2 separate regions of the Homo sapiens genome follow, and region 2 is linked to region 1. The links are chromatin contacts, found by Hi-C or POLR2A ChIA-PET in ENCODE. All regions are on one chromosome and are shown on one strand. Each heading gives the region's core, a stretch centred on a gene start or an enhancer-like site at or near the end of the contact. The rest is flanking DNA. Distances are from core to core; before and after follow the strand shown. Region 1 has its middle 47 kb from the start of LINC02341. Region 2 has its middle 49 kb from the start of TNFSF11.

Region 1 (4,389 bases), core at 1,269-3,768:
GACCCATGATATCTGCCCTAAGCCCTCTCTGTTTGTTTTCTTTTACCCAGTAGTTGAATTCCAGTAAATTAATTGAGGGTAGGATGAAAGTAAATTATAAAGTAGCTCCATTACTAACTTGCTGTGACTTTTGCAGTTACCATGTTGTACAACAGATCTCTTAAGCATATTCCTTCTTTTAGTTTTAGAAAAATTTAAATATTTTTCTTAGTGTGACAGCTCTTACATAATACTCTAAAATGAATTTCTGTGCTGCTTTTTAACTTTCTACCGTTGGCTACCAAGTTATAACCCGAGAGTACTGTTCTGAGCTACATTGCATCTTCCCCAAATTTATATGTTGAAGTCCTAACCAGCCAGTACCTCAGAATGTGATTGCATTTGGAGATAGGGTATTTAAAAAGGTCATTGCATTAAAACGAGGGCACATAGAGTGGGCCCTAATCCAAAATAACTGGTCTCCTTATAAGAAGAAGAGATAAGGACACAGACAAAGACAGAAGGAAGACCATGTGAAATCACAGAGAGAAGACAGCCACCTACAAGCTAAGGAGGGAGGCCTCAGCAAAAAACAACTCAGCTGACACCTTGATCTTGGACGTACAGCCTCCAGAATTGAAAGAAAATAAATTTCTGTTATTTAAGCCAACTTTATTATGGCAGCCCTAGCAAACCAATATAAGTATCAATCTCCATTGCAAGTGAAGTATTGCTGTAATAAATAACACACAATTTCATTGTGTATGTACCATCTCCAAGTAAACTGGAAACTTTTTGATGTTCGTGAATGTGACTTTTATTCCTTGGACCATCTCATAAAAAAAGCACCATTTATATACATAATAGATGCTCAGTAAATATTTAAAACCCATTTCTTAAACTGCAGGATATATGAAGACCTCTTTGTCTTCCTCTATTTCAGGGTTTCAGCCTTATTGACATTTTGGACTGAATAGTTCTTTGTTGTAGAGGACTGTCCTGCATGTTGTAAGACATTTAGCAGCTTCCTGGGACCTCCCACTAGACACCAGTGGTACAAACCCCCTTCCCATTGTTGTGAAAACCAAAAATGTCTCCAGACATTGTCAAACCTCCCCTGAGATTCAAGCCACTCCTGGTGGAGGACTGATCTATTGTAGCCATTTCTTTTTCTCCTCTTCTTGGATATTCTGTTTCAAGTATTATACAAATCTGGAGATTCCTTAGAGATATGTATTATGAATCCTGAGCATCATCAGGGTAACAAGAAATAAGGCCAAATTTATTGGGGGAGGGTGGCTGGTGCACCTCTGATTATGATTTGGTAGGGCTATTTTGTCAAATCTGGCCTGTAGAAAGAAGTCTCTATAGTAGGACAAGACCAAAGAAAAGACTAAAAATGTCAAGACGGTGGTTTCTGCTGAGTCAGAAGCCCAGGCCTCTCTTCCCAAGATTTCACCTCCTGGACACTGGTCACTAGCTAGGATCAACACAGGCAAGGAGTTATTTCTATCTCCAGTAGGATTGACTATTTTAAATGATTTGCGGATTCAGCCATTTCATAGCAAACAAATCCCACATCACAAAAACCACCAGGGAAATTGCCACTAATGAGTATGCTTGTTAACGACCTTAGTAAAGAAGGCAAGAAGGCAGTGGCTGAAACGGCTGGGCCCCAGAACTGTGGTCTCCCCTCTGAAGCTGGCCTCACACCCTGAGGCTGAGGTTAGTGTGAGAAGACAGTGTGACCTCTCACTTCCTACGCACCTCCCTCCTGGAGAACCATCTCAGGACCTCAGGATTGGCCTCTGGATCTCACCAACTAGTGCCCATGACTTTCATGGGTGTAAAAATAAAATTATGGTGGTAAAGCTCATGGGGTCATCCCATCTACTAAGAATCTGAAAGACTGATGGGTCATGCTTTGTGGCCCAAAACCACAATCTAGTCTGATGGTTCCATTGCCTCTGCCATCTGATATGATATCACACGGAGGGAAGAGGCAGAGCCTAGGAATAAGGCAGCCTGGAGCCAGATTATGGAGGGCTCCATGCCAAAAATACTAAATATAGATTATTTCTGGACTCATAAACTTCCCATGCCAAGAAGTCATTTTCTCTGATGTTTGTGGGGGAAGCATGGACATGGTATTGAAGACACCAGTGATTTAGTTAAATCACAGGAAACTCCTATAATCCCTGTGCTACTAGAATTCCCAGCAATACGTTTATGTAAGTAACTATAACATGAGATAATAAAAAGCTACCTAGAGAGAAGAAGAAGAAGCCCAAAACTCTTCAAGTCTCTTTAGAAGCAAAGGAAGTACTTTTCTGATGCAAAGCTTCGTAGCAGATATAGTAACACTTTCCGTTTCCACTTTCTGAATTACTCATCTCACTATTTACCATCCCAGAGTTACCAAGGGTAACAGTGAGACAAAAATGTACCCCCACTGGGACTAAAAAGGAAGTCTGGGTTGTATTTCACACCTGCTCCCTCTCCTTCAGCTCTGCATTGGGTGACAGATGCAAAACTCCTTCAGATTTGACTAAAGGTAACCCACACTCCTGGAGTTTGAGTGAATACCCACAAGCCACAGGCTAAATATGTCAGAGGGAGTTTTATAGGGGTTCCCACAGCTTCCCCATTTCCTTCCAGCTAAGTAACATGGTGCCCAGGGTTCTTTTGGTGCAGTGCAGCTTGGAGATTTGATATACGCAAAGGGGTGCATCTGTTTCCAGAAGGGCATAGTTAGCTGCCATTGGCCATCATGCTCGACACAAACTACTCCGCGTTCACATCATCACAATTTACATTATCTTCTATATCATTTTCTGTGACACATTAAATTCCCCATGCAAAAGCCATTTTCCTATCTCTTTCCTTTGCTAGAAAAAGAAGTCAATAATGACCACATTGCTTAGTGCTTACAATAGTTTTATTGCTTTTGTACTAGGTTATGATAGACACTGCACAGACATTTTAATTCCATTTAACAAAAATAAAACAGAAATACAACTTTCAAAATGAAATTGAGTACTGGCTAGGCACAGTGACTCACGTGTGTAATCCCAACTCTTTGGGAGGTCAAGAGCAGGGAGTTCAAAACCGGCTTGGGCAACATAGTAAGACCCAATTTCTACAAAAATAGAAAATTAGCTTGGCATGGTGGCATGCTCCTACAGTCCTAGCTACTCAGGAGACTAAGGCAGGAGGATTCATTGAGCACAGATGTTCGAGGCTGCAGTGAGCAAGGATGGGACGTACTGTATTCCAGCCTGGGCAACAGAGCTAGACCCTGTCTCAAGAAAGAAAGACAAAGGGGGTGGGGGGAGGAAGGAAGGAGGGGAAGGAAGGAAAAAAGGAAGGAGGGAAGGAAGGGAGGGAGGGAGGGAACCAAGTACCAGTGCTGAGGACATGTAATATACTAAAAGAGCCTATAATGTGAATTTGAACTTTGTCTGCCACCTTGAAAAAGAGTAATAGAGAAGTCTTTTTTTTTTTTTTAACATATGCTGTGTCTCACAAGCCCTTCATCCAATGGGAAAACAGCAAGTGTGGAAAATTTAGAACACATCTAGTATTAGGGCATAGCCCAAGTTGCTGTAGCAAAGTTACACAAAACACAGTGCCTCAAGCAGAATGGAAAAATATTTCCTTTTAACAGAGGAGCACATAGGTTGTGGGTAAGGCAAGGCCAAGAAGCTGACTCTGCTCCATGAGGTCCTCCAGGGACCCAGGATCATCTTCTGTTTTTAAAAAAAATTAAATCTAATTTCTATAGAGCCAAATACACTTTTCCAAGTGTTTCCACTTGTTGCCCTAGCAACATTCCCTAGAATGTTGCTCTTATCTGCAGCACCTCCTCTTTATTCTGCCCCAAAGGAAGGGTAAAAGAGAGTACAGAGCAATCAGTTTCTTTTTAAAGGGTATTAGCAAGAAGTTGCAACTCACATCCCATTGGCCAGAATTTAATCACATATCTAGCTTAAGTTACCCCAGGAAAAGGAGTTTGTGTGCCCAATTAGAACTTGGAAGATTATAATACAAAAAGGATAAAGGGGGAAATGAATACGATTACTATATGCCACAACATCAAAATCTTTACAAAGCTTGGGGATTGGATTCTTTTCTAATATCTTTCAACAAATGAGAATATAGTACTGGAACGCAATTTGCAAACAACACAGCAAAAGTTTCATGCAATGATAGTCACTTCTGGCATCTTTGTTGTTAATTTTTGTCTATTACTTCGTTCCACTTTTTTGCAAAGATTGGAATCAATTAAAAGCATGAAATTGTCTGTCAAATCTGAGAGACTGATCCCAGATAGTATCTTTGTTATTTCCCTTTAGCACAATCCAAAATTTATTTTCAATGACTCTGGCAATCATAAAATGAAGAAGTCTG
Region 2 (4,389 bases), core at 1,194-3,693, 150 kb before region 1:
TCTGCCTACCACAGAAACATGTCAGGGAAGAGGAGAAGCCAGCACCAGAGAACCCTCAAAAAGTAGGTGAGACAAATTTCCATAGCATCCTGCAGTGTCTATCACATAAGAAGTTCTTCATTAATTAATGACTGCTGATTTATACTGAAAACGAAATTACCCCACCGTTGCCACTAGTCCTTCAGTCAATGTACGACTGCCTCCTGGGTGGTTCATGTCTATCCAAATGGCGTTCCTCTTTCCACTATGAAGGCCCCACCTTTTTAGGATCTGTATCTTCAGACCTCCCCATTCTCAAGCAGGGCTGGGTCTGGGTGTCCTAGGAGTACCAGTAGTCATCCTGTCCTATGACATATCTGCTTCAGTGTCCCCCAAGCACAGGGTAAGTATTTAATGAATGATTGTTACAGTGAACCCTCAGGCAGGAGTTGCCTTCTGCTGTGTGTGCAGTGGGCCTATACATTCTTGCTTCAGATCTGTTTTGACCTGTTAAGAATGGAAACCCGTTTTCACTCTGCCTCCAAAAGAAGTGTGTGAGAGGGAATGGGAAGCGGTTCTATCCATAATTTTGATGTGACAGAGCAGATAACGTTTTTATCATGGTCTTTGATGCAAACAGGGAGAGTCAGGCTGAAAACACAATTTTCATGGATGATTTAAATGTTTACAAATCTTAGCACTTTGAAGCATCTTATGCAATGCATGTACCCTCGAATTATTCTCAGAGATTTATGTGAATAAATGCATATTTTATTCATGGGTCCTTCACAGGCTCTGTTAATAGTTTTTAGACCCATTTGGTAAAGCAGCTAAACTTGGGCTGCACATTGGCACCACCAGAGGTGCTTTTAAAAAATGCTGATATCTGCACTTGCCCTCAAAAATTCTCATTTAATTATTCTGTTAAAGTTTCAGATATTTGTATATTTCAGATCTCCAAATGATTCTAACATAAGACCAGGAAAGAAAACCACTATGCTAAAGAAATCACGTGTGTTTCTTCATATTAAAGCTGAAATGTGCCTTGCTGGATGGGGCGAGGTAGCCACCCTTAGGTGAAAATATGCGTCTATTTCTTATGAGCAAGTAACACCCACACTTTAATCTTTCTCTGCTAAGGTCTAACCAGCAGTCTATTCACTCCTGCTCCAAATTTTTTACTCACTCCTCTCCCAGTTGTTCCTGCCCCCACCCTGCCTCTTTCTCTTTGATCTGTTGCTGAACCAGGACTAATTCTCCATCTAATGCCCTGCAGCAACCTTCACAAAGCCCCATTTGCCACTCTCCTGACCCTGCTGCTTTCTTTCATCCTCGTGTCACACATCCTCACTCCTCACAATCCTTTGCTATTTCTAAACACAAATGATGGGAAGAATCGGGGGGGCAAGGAATTCAGGTGATATACTGTGACTGCCAGAAAAACATGCTTCTCAGATCTGCAACTACAGCAAGCACATGGATTGCTGGCCCCGAGTGCTACGCTCTGAAACCCGCCATTGCCTTAGCACAAGGCCAGCTCCTCACGCCCCCACATCACCCTACTCGGTTGCTCCCCATCAATAGCTAAGACAACGGCAGGATCCTAAGTCTGGCCCGTCCCTGGGAGCCTCAAGCTTCTCTGACTGATCACTTTGACTCAAGGCTCCCCATCAGCCTTGCCAGGCTTACCTACAACTGCACTCAAGTTAGGACTCCTCATCCACCCCTTATTCCTTCACTCTCTCCCTCCCAAAGTTCAGACCAACAGCTGGCACTATCAGCTGTCACAGCCCTTCCTAGCTTCCTCTCTATTTTCCCTCCCAGGCATCTTGTTGGTAAATTTCTTGCACATCTAATTCCAACTTGGTGTCTGCTTCTTGGAAAATCCTAAGTAGCACCTTACTACAGGAGGAAGCTATAAGAATAATTGAATTTTACTCTAAAAGAAGATGACTATTTTAACCATTTATTTAATAATCATAAGCTAGTATGTATATATACATATGCATGGATATCCTCTCATTTAAAAAAAAAAAGATATATTCAACAGAAACCAGGTGTCTTCAGAGGCTCCCTGATTAAATAAACCTTTTTTTTGTTTTTTTCAAAACTGGCTACTCTTTGGGTCACCCAGAAAACTTTTTAAAGATGTCGATCCCCCTCTTGAGATTCTGATGCAATTAGTCTGGAGTAAGCCTGGAAATTGGCATTTAAATACCTCCCTAGATGACTCCAGTGTGCAGTAAGGTTTGAGAACCCTACCCTATAGGTACACATAGGGACAGGCCACAATTTACAATACCTACAAGATGTCAACTGCCCAGCTGCTCAGGAGAAATGTGGTTAATCATCATCCTGAGGGGAGAGGAAAATTTCTTCAGCAGATCATCATAAAGGAAACACTGTGGAATGTCATCAACCACATCCTTGACAACATCCCTGCAGTAAACACAGAAATAAGCTTCATAGAATTGCTTCCTATGACATTCCTCAGTGTCGCCAGGTTCTTTCCATGTGCTACCACAGTGCAAGCAAGTTCTGTTCCCGTACAAATTTGCAGAGGAATTTTCCACTTTGGTCAGTGGTATCTCTTCCTGAGCAGGCTTCATGCTGTGTCTGGGGGTAAAGTCTGTGGTTGGACACCAGGGGTACCAGAGAACATCTACTTTTACCTATTTCCTATATTGGAATTCTGCAGAAAGGTGTGTTTGACCAAAAGAGTCTACTGCTAAGGAGTGTTTGAAAATCACTCTCCAGTCAGCAGGAAGAAAGTAACCCTCTCATTCTTTAATGATTCTAGTTTCATCCTGATTGAACTCACAACAGACCATGACTTCAGAGTCTCAGAAATAATTAACTTCACTATGAGATGATCAATGAAGATGAACTTCAGACCATGACTCGATACCCAAGCACACAGTACACAACTGGCCAGGAGTGACATCAGTGCTGAGATGGATCCCCTCCAGCTGACACCAGGCCACATCAGACCAGAGAAACAAATTCCTCCCATATGGCCAGAAAGTTTTATGGCAGTAACACTAAGACTGACAAAGTCACTGTTTCATAGTTAATTATTTTCATTTCCTCATAGCCATGGAGAGAAACTATCTAAAACCTTGAATTTGAGGAAATGAGTTCGTGAAAATCTAGCTCTCCTGGGACATGATACTATAACTCATCAGAAGGGCCAACCCATTGACATTCTTGACTCTAGGCTCTAATCAGGCTACCCACCATCTTCAAGAGGCGTACCCTAGTAAACCTGCCAGCTTGGACACAAAACACACCTTCAGCAGTTGGCTGTGCCTGACCCACACCAAGGCTGCATGCTGAACTTCTGGATTCCTTTCCCTGAGCTTCCCGTCCCAGCATTCTTGCAACCAACCTGGAATGGCAGGGTTGAGTTTTCTCCATCAGTTATGATGTTCTAACCTCCTTGTTTGTTGAGCTGCAGTTCACAGCAACTTCAGTGAAATGGATTAGAAATGTTTTAATGTTCTACTACCTATGGATTAATATATGTTTCAAGGACATTGTTTTTTAACTGATGGAGAGTGCATGCTCTCGGTATTACAGATCAACTATGGTAGTGATGTTGAATAACTTAAGTAGGAGCTGAATTGAAAACTGTAAAAACAAATAGCAATAGTGGAATATAATTTCCAAAATGAGTCTTTATGCTAATCCAGATGAGTGAACAACATTGTTCAAAGAAGCAGAGTTCAGGGACACCCAGTAGAGGAGAGCAAAAGAAGAGAAAAATTATAACTGCTGATCAATTTGGATTATTGTTATTATATCACCGCTATTCTTGACTTTAAACAGACATACATAGAAAACTCTTATGTGGTACTAGAGTTTTATTTTTTAATTTATAACTTGAAATGCACATTCACCTACAAACTCCATTTCATTTTCTTCAACAAATTACTGTTCTCCAAGAATGGTGGAATAGAAAGAGCCATTGTTACTCTCCTTACAAGAAGAAAGGGAGCCCCCTATGACTGGTAGCATTTTGGAGGCAAGCCATCCTCACCTGCCCTGCCAGTTTATCAATCCCTAACTTCTGCTAAAGGCTAAAGTGTGGAGATAATTAATCTATCAGATTCTTTCTGGAAAAAAAATCTTGATAATGCAGGTATATTTTAAAAATCCATGAGCATATGAGAAAAATAAAGCTACTAAAGTAGGATAAATGTGGAGAATGGCTAGAAGATCAACATCTCCACCATCTTGATTTTGCTCCATTTATCAGCATCTCCACCATCTTGGTTTTATTCCATTTTGCCAACATCTCCACCATCTTGGTTTTGCTCCACCTCAGCCTTAGCTACAGACCTGATCCCAGCAGAGCATGGATGAGCCAAAGGGCTCAGCACTGAGATTCCTTTGGAGTGTTAATACTGT

Evidence for each region. Hi-C counts contacts between places; a loop is a spot of excess contacts on that map. ChIA-PET counts read pairs that join two places held with the same protein, here RNA polymerase II (POLR2A). Pooled maps may share reads with other maps.
Region 2: a loop to region 1 is called in a map with no recorded cell type, with 7 times the contacts of the local background. The contact joins two enhancer-like sites. A Hi-C loop is called at or near these places in 1 of 168 maps with a recorded cell type or tissue (B cell), 11 of 37 single-sample maps with no recorded cell type and 5 of 50 pooled maps. POLR2A ChIA-PET finds 5 or more read pairs at or near these places in 3 of 52 experiments (H1, PC-3 and activated B cell).

What each region holds. Positions count from the first base shown.
Region 1 is chr13:42,375,945-42,380,333 of GRCh38, reverse strand. No RefSeq gene overlaps it. Among named protein-coding and RNA genes, the nearest start is that of LINC02341, 47 kb to the left of the region's middle. RefSeq lists an enhancer at 2,246-2,325. Within about 2 kb of position 2,518, at least 5 of the 41 ENCODE cell types and tissues checked have a DNase peak (open chromatin) inside an H3K27ac peak, as active enhancers do.
Region 2 is chr13:42,523,350-42,527,738 of GRCh38, reverse strand. No RefSeq gene overlaps it. Among named protein-coding and RNA genes, the nearest start is that of TNFSF11, 49 kb to the left of the region's middle. RefSeq lists an enhancer at 3,147-3,266. Within about 2 kb of position 2,443, at least 3 of the 41 ENCODE cell types and tissues checked have a DNase peak (open chromatin) inside an H3K27ac peak, as active enhancers do.